Linked DNA regions of Mus musculus: region 2 is linked to region 1. The links are chromatin loops, found by intact Hi-C in ENCODE. Cell type or tissue: heart. All regions are shown on one strand.

Region 1 (5,000 bases):
CAACAAAACCAACCCACAGTTCTTTAATACTGCTGTGTGTGTTGTTGCTACACACCGGGGCCCCACCCAGTAGCTGTCCTAGCAGTCTGTTTTGCTTAGTGCCATTATTTTCTGTTCCTGGGATCTGCTGGGATGGAACTATTCTTGGGTTGGTTCACTAGTCACATTTAGATGATAAATATATTTTTCTGAACTCTAATAACAAACAAAGTGGAAGGCCCTGGCTTTTGTGCTCCGTTATGGAACCCATGAGAACTAGGCAGACATCACGGATGACTTACACTGTGTGCACAAGAGGTTGAATAGGTTATCCTATTTCTCAGCCTTTTCTCCCCCTTTCACAAGCACACAAGGTATTTGCTTTATAGACCAATGCTAAATAAAAGCCTTCATGAAGACTTTCCAGGTTCCACAGGAATAATTAGTCTGTGATCAGTCTCCTCCCCACTTTTGAATTGAGAAAGTGAAGCAAAAGAACAATTACATTTTCCTGTTTAAAGATCACTCAGATAATTAGGCACTGTGCTCACCATATGGGAGAAACTTACCGCTTTGCCCTCTGGGGAATCAAATGTCAGAAATCTGAGGTGACAATCTGTCTCCAAGGGTCGGTCCAGATCGTAAAGTTCTCCATTTACTTCAGCAGCCACTGCAGTATCAGCCAGTGTTACACTGTAGCAGTAGGAGGGTAGTGGGAATGAAGACAGAGTTGTTACAATCCCCAGGGCAGGAGGCTGACTTTTCTCAGCAACTCTAATTTGCTGAGTGAAGTTTCCAGAGCAGTAAAGATCTGCTGTTTCTTTTCCCAATGTATCCACTACATTGGGAAGGGCAGAAATTCTGAAACTATAAAGACAAATCCTTATAAAAAAAAAGTCCTCATCCTACCCTCTATTTTAAAGACAGGTCTTGCTGTTTGGCCCAGGCTGGCCCTGAATTCTGAATCTTTGACCTCCACTTTCTGAATGCTAAGATTACAGGCCTGTAGCACTATGCTTGGCAAGAAGGACTATCTGAGCGTAGGGGTTCACACCTGCAATCTTAGCACATGGGAGACAGGGTTTCTCTGTGTATCCCTGGCTGTCCTGGAACTCACTTTGTAGACCAGGCTGGCCTCGAACTCAGAAATCCCCCTGCCTCTGCCTCTGCCTCTGCCTCCCAAGTGCTGGGACTAAAGTCGTGTGCCACCACGCCCAGCCTTTTTTTTTTTTTTTTTCTTTTAACAAGATGCTTTTCTGGGGGAGTAGGTGTGCATTCTTCCTCGGGAGTCAACAATCATGCCTTTAGAAGAGGGTCTTTCTTTGGCAAAGAGCATCGCCAGCAGGCTAGGTTGGCTGACCAGATTACACGCACATGTCACCACACCCTTTTTATTTTTAACCTGAAACTATTATTTCATTTATTTATGGGTGGGGCACACATGCTACAGTGTGTGTGTGTGTGTGGGGGGGGGGTCAGAGGACAATTTTTAGGAGTCAGTTTCCTTCCACAAATTCATATTTCAGGTCCTTATGCTTGTGTGGTAATCAATTAAATGACTGACTGACCCCCCCCCCCAACCCTAACCCCCTCCCTGCCCAAAGACTACACCTTTCTGATGGGAAACAAAGAAAAAGAAAAAATGTAGCGGGACAATGGTGGCGCATGCCTTTAATCCCAGCACTTGGGAGACAGAGGCAGGCGGATTTCTGAGTTTGAGGTCAGCCTGGTCTACAGAGTGAGTTCCAGGACAGCCAGGGCTACACAGAGAAACCCTGTCTCGAAAAACCAAAGAGAAACAAAAAGATGCTTTCATTTTCTGACCGGGTGCAGAAAAGGACAGAAAAATAATTCTTGTAGGTAGAAAGGCTGGCTTGATACCTGATCTGATGGGCCAGTTGGTAAGGGGTTGTGTTCCATGCAACAGCATCTACCTTCTGGCCTTCAGGAAGTGATATCTTAATAGCCCGGGCTTTCTTCTGTGTCATACTTGCTAACTTTTTCACGTGAGCGGTCCATAGCTCCTCAAAAAGGCCAAATCGTTCTGCCAACCAATGTGGAGGAGTTGGTGCAGAGGCCTGGAGGAAAAGGCACGTTAGGAGGTATCGCGGGCTTATTTCCACTACTCCGGAATGGGGTCGTAGGGGTTATGGGTGTTTAAGAAGCATTGGTTTTAAGGTGGAAACTGGGTGACACTAGGTCTTAATTTGGGGATTCAAAGGAACCGCACATTTCCGAGTGGGGCAGCAGGGTCCAGGAGGGGCTGGACAGCCTGCCCCCTTGGACTCCGCTGGGCTAAATGGTTGGGAGCTTGGCGTACCTCACGCACGGTGTGGAGCTCGCAGCGGCGGAACTCTGGGAGTGGGAACCCAAGCCGGCGCCACCTCAGACAGAGACCCATGCTGTCTCAAATCGGTACCTCCATGCTCCGATCACCGCTTCTTCCTCACCAGGCTCCTCATTGGCTTCTAAGTCAGTAATATCCTTTCCTATTGGATAACATAGCCGCCATTCCGGCCGGGCACCACCCCCAGGAACTCCGCTGAGGTAGAACCCACACAGCAGCAGCCGCTCTGGGAAAGGTTCCGGTTGACCGGAAAGTGGAAGCTGTTGCACACACCTGCAGTCTGGGTTCCCAAAGTGACAAGAAGGCATCCAACTTTGAGGACAGGGCATACCTCCTGGGGCAAGAATGAGAGAAAAACAGGAAGTGGAAGTTAGTCATTTTCCTTTAATTATAAAATTTATTAAACATTCTTAAAGCTGACAAGAAACAAGTACAGACACTGGAACTAAACATTTAGTGTAAATCCTGGATCTGGCATTAAGTAGTTTTTTTTTTTTTAAGTAAACTTTCTGTAATCTCGATTTTTTAATCTATAAAACAAGAATAAAAATATATGTTCCATTCTGAAGGTACATTTTGTGTAAATTGCTCATCTCGGTGCTTGGTATATGATAATTAGCACCAGCAGCAAGACACTGGTTTTGTTGTTGTTTTTGTTCTCTTTTTCCCCTAGGCTGTCCTGGAACTCACTCTGTAGACCAGGCTGGCCTAGCACTCAGAAATCCACCAGCCTCTGCCTCCCGAGTGCTGGGATAAAAGGCGTGCACGCCCACTGCCCGGCTTGCAAGACACTGTTATTACCACTGAATGTAACAACTCTAAGACTATCTTGGTGGTCATTCCTTTGCAGTCGTGGTGGAGGGACTTTAGAGACCTCTTAATGTCACAGATGTGGAATTTAATCAATCAATCATTATTGCGTGTGTGTGAAGAATCTTTGAAGGCGTGGGCGGCACAGTTTTGTAGGTCACATGCTACCTTTCTGTGGCCACTTCTGTCCTTTCACTTTACATGGGTCTTAGGGGTCAAAGTCACGTTGCCAGGCTTGGGCAGTAAGTACCTGTTATCTGCTGAGCCATCTTACAGGTCTCAGATGTGGAATTCAAAGATTACAGAAGGTAGTTTAAGGTAAAAAACATGCGTGCCGATGAATCTGCAGTGTGCACTCTTCCAGCATACCTTGTTCTTTCCATAGTTTATTTCCAATAGACTCCCTGACCATCTTAGAGACATCCAACATCTTGTTCTCTGTTCCTTACATAAGCCTTTGGTCTCTCATCAGCACCCCACCTTCATCTTTCTTTATTCTTTCTTTGATCTCTCTCCATTAAATCTCAGATGCAGGGCTAGACATATTAGCTTTACACAGTAAAAACAGAAACACGGTCAGATGTGTGGAGAAGCATAAAGGGAAATGAACTTATTAGCACCCTTATTAACTCAAGTAGTCCCTCACCTGGGGGTGGGGACACTTAGTCCATTCCCAGATTGCAGTGGTGATGGGATCATGGGGTCTTGTGGAAGAGTTGTCAGAACAAGCTGCTTAACCTAGGCTTCCAAAGCCCAATGTTCGTTCTGCCTGAGGAGGGCAGCTGACTTGAGTCATAGGCCACTCTGGGGCTCCATCTTCTGATATGTTAGACATCCTGAAATACAAAGAAAGAGACAAGGCTGTGGGGAGGAAGATAGTGTGTGTGTGTTCTTGTGGTCAGAGTGCAACATTCACAAAAAATGGCAATGGCAGACCTAGATTTTTTTGTGGCACTATAACAGAGGCAGGGTAGCGTCATACTGCAGACAACAATCTAGGAGGTGCTCAATAAATATATGTTAAATATGTACTGATCATGTAGTGACTGTAAATTTCAAAAGGTAGAGATTTTTGTCACTACTTTTTAAATTATTCTACAGTGTCCTTTTGTTAGGATCACAGGGAGATACCACCCGGGAATGACAGCTTCTTACACGCATCCTTTAACATTTACTATGTGCAATGCACTGGGCTAATGCTGACCAGCTACCAACATCACGCAACCTGCAGTGGAAGGAATGTTGTGTTATTCCCTCACCCACTGTAGCAAGCCAGGTATCTAAGGCCAATACATACTTGTTCTCCTTGAACATGCCTTGGCTTCAGGAGATATTAAGCTTTTAGTCTACCTGGAAAACACCTCTGCAACTTTCTTGCTCACCCCACTCTTGCCTGCCAGGATCCCGAGATGTGGCACTATTTCACAATTCCATCTTATTCCAAGAACAACTCTGTCAGTAGTGTTCTTATGTTCCCTTTAAACCCTGGAAAATTATCTCAAGGCCAAGTCCTAGTCTGTCCAAGCCACAGCCTGGGTTGCTCAGAGTCACATCACTTCTCTAAGGCCAGACTCATAATGGGTCATGCTTGCTAACATGCATTTCTTTCCTTTTCCTTCCTGAAGCACATGGCCCAGACACTTGTGCCCACAGGACTTTTAGAGTGAAGTACTTTCAAGAAAAAAATCAAGAAATGTGGTGTTTCCTAACTTGTTCCTACAGACTAGCTACAGACACTGAGTAAATGAGGTCCACAGGAGGAGAAGGAAGTCTGCAATAAAGGGCGCCCCAAATCCTTAATTAAAATAAAGCAACTTCTCAGGTTTCTTCTACTTTTAGACCAGGCATCCTCACTTGGTCAAAG
Region 2 (5,000 bases), 140 kb before region 1:
CCCTTTGTCTTCTTTTACTCATCCAGTGTCTAAGATGGGGCTTTCCTTCTCAGCTAACCCTCCTAGACATGGTCTGTACACACATACCAAAGGGCATGCCTTCCTGGCAATTCCTTTTTATTATTACATTTTTATTTACATAGAGTGTGGGGTGTGCTCAAGCAATTGCCACAATACATATCTGGAGGTCAGAGGACAACTCCTAGGAGTCAGTTTTCTTCCACCATTGAGGTCCAAGTTCAAACTCAGACTGTCAGGCTTGGCAGCAAGCGCCTTGACCCCTGAGTCATCCCAGCAGGTGCCCCTTACTTTTAGCATGTGTGTGTACCATTGCACACATGTGGAAGTCAGGAGACAGCTTTTAGGAGTCTCTCATTCCATATAAATTGCAGGGATCAGCCCCTGGTCAGCAGGCTTTCCCAGTAAGCACTTGTTACCTGCTTTTTCTTCCAGCCAGCCCTCTCCTGGGAATCGAAACCAAGGTGACAATGAAAAGCAAGCAGCATAACCCCTTTAGCCAATTACATTTTGGGTTTTTTTTTTTAAGATTTACTTATTATATATAAGTACACTGTAGCTGTTTTCAGACACACCAGAAGAGGGCATCAGATCTCATTACAGATGGTTGTGAGCCACCATGTGGTTGCTGGGATTTGAACTCAGGACCTTTGGAAGATCAGTCAGTGCTCTCCAGCCCCGCCTGCATGTATCTTAGTACACTACATGTGTACACAGCCTGTGAAAGCCAAAAGAGAACATTAGATCCCCTGGATCTGGAGTTATAGACAGTTGGGAACCTAGGTCCTCTGGAAGAACAAGTTCTTTCAACTCCTAAACCATCTCTTCAGCACAACTTTTTTGGGTTCTGTTGTTGTGATTGTTGTTTACTGAGATAAGGTCTCTTGTAGCCCAGACTGATCTTGAAACTCGTTGTGTATTTAAACATGACCTTGAAGTCTTCATGTTCCTCCTCTGTCTCCTGAGTGCTGGGGTTGCTAGCATAGGCCACCATACATGATCCAATTAAATGTTATTGCTGTTTCTTTGATGTTAGGGATTCACCCTATGGCCTGACCAACGTGCTAGGCAGAGTCTAAACTACTGAGCTGTACTTAGGTTTTATTTTACCCTTTTACTGTTGAATATATAGGATGTGATGAGATCTGGACACAGCTATTAGATTATAATTCACCCCATTTTTTTTTTTTTTTTTTTTTTTTTTACAGAAGCAAAAAATACAAGAATAAAGGCTAGTAACTTGGAAATTCCTTTTCTGGGTTTTTGCTTTTTATTTTTGGGTTTTTTTTTTTTTTTGTTTTGTTTTTTGTTTTTTTCCTGAGGAAGGCAACAGTCTTGATTATAAACACAGCTTGCCCTTCCAGTGTAGAACTTCTTCTCAAAGTTAAGATGGGACATTTAGGGTCCCAGTGTTGCCAGCCTATGACACCTGAATAGCTCCTGTCCATCAAGCACAGGAAGCAAACCTCAGTCTTCTCAGCTTTACCAGGTCAAATAGAGCTTCTGCAATATAGAAAACCAGAATTCAGCCGGGCGTGGTGGCGCACACCTTTAATCCCAGCACTTGGGAGGCAGAGGCAGGCAGATTTCTGAGTTTGAGGCCAGCCTGGTCTACAAAGTGAGTTCCAGGACAGCCAGGGCTACACAGAGAAACCCTGTCTCGAAAAAAATAAAATAAAACAGATGAAGAAGAAAAAAGAAGAGGAAGGAGGAGGAGGAGGAGGGAGGAGGAGGAAAGAAGAAGAGAGAAGAAAAGAAAGAAGAAACCAAAAGAAAACCAGAATTCCAGGAGAACCTGGAAGTCTACCAGAGATGCATATTCAAGCCTAACTTATTAGAGTCATAGCTGCTTATTATCTGGGCAGGGGAATGCACACCTGAGGCAGAAGGATCACCAGTTTGAGGCCCGACATAAGGAAATCTAAGCCACTTTGTATATGTTCAGACACTGTCTCAGAAAGGAAAGTAGATGGGGTGGGGTGGATGGTACCTTACTGTTACATGTTCGGTCAGAGGTTATGCTTAAACCCCTGGTATCTGTGACATCCTTTAATCAAGCTCCAAACCCTGTTCTGATTGCACCTTGAGTATGTGCATCTAGTGTAAGCCCACACCCTTGCACCCACCAGAGTTAGCCATGATCCCAACAGGGTTTTGCTTCATTTTCTCTGGTTACTGTTAAATTCTCGGAGGCTTTGTCAATTTATGTTTGCTCTCATAATCCTGGTAATTGTTCTTTACCAACTTTTCCATGGTTTTCAGCAACACCTTTTGACTTAAAATTCTCTACACGCAACCAAATGGACTTCTCAGGTTCAGCTGTGGAACTCTTCCTGCAGGCTTTTAGCCCATTTCTCCTAGTGTGATACTGGTACTCTTGCACTATGGGTAGTGGAATGGCAGGCAGCCTTTTATCCTCTTTCTTGTCATTTCTTTTCCAGTCTAGAACCTCTTCAAAGAAGCTAGAATGGGGCAGCTTGATCCATATTGTCAGGTCACCACTTCTGGATAGGCCTTCCATCCAATAAGTAGAAGAAAGGGACCTTAGACCTCTGCAATGGTGGAGCACGCCTTTAATTCCAGCACTCAGGAGGCAGAGTTAGGCAGATTTCTGAGTTCGAGGCCAGCCTGGTCTACAGAATGAGTTCCAGGACAGCCAGGGCTATAAAGAGAAACCCTGTCTCGAAAAACCAAAAAACCCAACACAGAAAGCACAAAGTGTGGATCAAAGAGTGAGTTGGCATGTTCCTCCATGGATGGAGATTGTGCTTTTAAAATTTTAAACAAGGTCGGCTGAAGAGATGGCTCAGCAGTTAAGAGCACTGGCTGTTCTTCCAGAGGTCTTGAGTTCAATTCCCAGCCACCACATGGTGGCTCACAACCACCCATAAATGAGATCTGACGCCCTCTTCTGGTGTGTTTGAAGTCAGCTACATTGCACTCATATAAATAAAATAAATCTTTTTTTAAAAATTTTTAAACGAGGCTCAAATAACAAACTGGCTTTTTAAATTTTGTTTTCCACTGTCTGTTTCCCAACAGGTGAGACATGGAACCCTTTCAAATTACAGTACCAGCTGAGAAATGTACGAGAACGAATTGCCAAGAACCTGGTGGAAAAGGGCATTCTAACCACAGAGAAGCAGAATTTCCTGCTCTTCGACATGACCACTCATCCAGTGACCAATACGACAGAGAAACAGCGACTAATGAAAAAGCTTCAAGACAGTGTGCTAGAACGGTGGGTAAATGACCCTCAGCGCATGGACAGGCGAACACTGGCCCTCCTGGTGCTGGCCCACTCTTCTGATGTGCTGGAGAATGTCTTCTCTTGTCTGACAGATGATAAGTATGATGTGGCAATGAATCGAACCAAGGACCTAGTAGAACTGGACCCTGAAGTGGAGGGGACAAAGCACAATGCTACAGAGATGATCTGGGCTGTGCTGGCAGCCTTCAACAAATCCTAAAGCCAGCAGGCGGGTGTCTCCTTTTCCCGGCTGGCTGGTGACTCTCAGAGACCCAATCACTGAGTTCAGTGTGATAAGATGCTATCATCATTTCCCCACTTTTTGAATCAGACTCCTGACTTGAGGAGGAAAACTTCATGGCCTCTCTGTCCATCGGCCATGACCTTCTAAGCAGACTGTTTCTCCTCACTTCCACTCTGTCTGAATGAAAGGGGTGAACCCACACACATCTAATAAACAACTCCCATTTCTGGGTTTAGTTTTAACCAGTGTGGTTCTGGATAAACAAGAGTTCCTGTGTGGGGATTAGAGTTTTCCAGCAACAAAATGTGAAGGAAATGAACAGTAAACCATATTCAATTTTTTTTCTCCCTTATTCATGTTTTCTCAGGCTTTGTTTCTCCGCTCTGTTAAGCAGTGACACTTCCTGAAATCACTGACTCTTTGAATGAGAGGCAGTGGGAACAAGACTAATTTTTGAAGCAAATGGTTCCTGAGATTATACCTCCCACCTGTGATTTTCTCATCTTCACATAATGAAAACACTCCAAGTTTGATGACCCGAATCCCTTAGTTCTCAGAGCAGAAATGTATTCTACACTCCTTTTTAGCTTTGTCTGGCTCCCACACTCATTAAGATTCTGAATTGAAAAAGCAGTGTGCCTCAGTCACCTCCTCCTTACAGCCAGCATTAGGACCTGTAGAGAAGTGGGGCAACATGAGACTTCACATCCATGAAACCAAGTGTCATCTGAGCCCTGAAGAGAGAGTGGCAGCTAGATTCAGGGCTAGCCTTGGCTATATGAGACCATCTCGCATTGAAAAATTAAAGACTTTTCACATATCCTTCAGTATGTGACTGTTCTGTTTGCTCTAGACTACTTTAAATATCTCTACTCTGATAAAATTAAGGGAATTAAGTTTCAAGTCCCAAATTACAGCATTGAGTCCCAACAATGTAGCCAACCTCCATATTTGCATAGTCCCTGTTTTTATTTCCTACATAAATGGATAAATTTTCCCTGTATTTAAGGGCTTTGGCAGTAATTCTGTCTATATTTAATCTATTGTCACCCTCTAAATTGTGTCTTCTTTCAACACAGCCATCCTGGCCAAATCCCTTAAAATGTTTTTGCTTCAGTAGAGAGGATGAAGAGGGTGGAGAGATCCTATTTAGATGGCCAGTTGAGTGTCACCAGCAGCAGATGCAAAGCCTAAGCTCAAGGGTTGTGAAGAGGCCAGCACTGTGTTGTGCAGAGTTCAAGCACCCTGTTGACCACTGGGGAGAGACAGGCTTTCACACAGCCACCACAGATGACTTGGACTAATACCAAATCCTTCTAATCAGAAATAAATTATAACCTCATCGTTCCCTTGAACCTTCCTAGGTCCATGAAAGTTCTCCAGCTTATTGTTATTGTTTTCATCTGACTCTTAGATGAGTAGAGATAAAAGCTGTCATTTGAGAAGCTAAGCAGAGCCTTAGTCTGGCTTTCTAGAAGGGCAAAAGCC

The links. Peaks named below come from ENCODE experiments on the same cell type or tissue, not always from the same donor. Only the 100,000 strongest peaks of a DNase experiment are listed, where the experiment ranks them.
Region 2: it touches region 1 in a loop (2.2-fold over the local background); 2 of 42 quality-filtered maps call a loop at or near these places.

Annotation. Positions count from the first base shown.
Region 1 is chr3:95,752,459-95,757,458 of GRCm38, forward strand. Tars2 (threonyl-tRNA synthetase 2, mitochondrial (putative)) reads right to left here and starts at 2,519. Exons shown (of 18, transcript NM_027931.3): 1 at 2,300-2,519; 2 at 1,861-2,057; 3 at 549-672. The coding sequence starts at 2,380. In heart, no CTCF peak of the experiment used is centred here; a DNase peak (open chromatin) is centred at 2,483; H3K4me3 peaks cover 1,626 bases; H3K27ac peaks cover 1,369 bases.
Region 2 is chr3:95,613,984-95,618,983 of GRCm38, forward strand. It overlaps Golph3l (golgi phosphoprotein 3-like), which reads left to right. Exons shown (of 5, transcript NM_146133.3): 5 at 3,061-5,000. The coding sequence ends at 3,488. Among named protein-coding and RNA genes, the nearest start is that of Ensa, 8.5 kb to the right of the region's middle. In heart, CTCF peaks have their summits at 598 (motif pointing right) and 2,936 (motif pointing left); no DNase peak of the experiment used is centred here.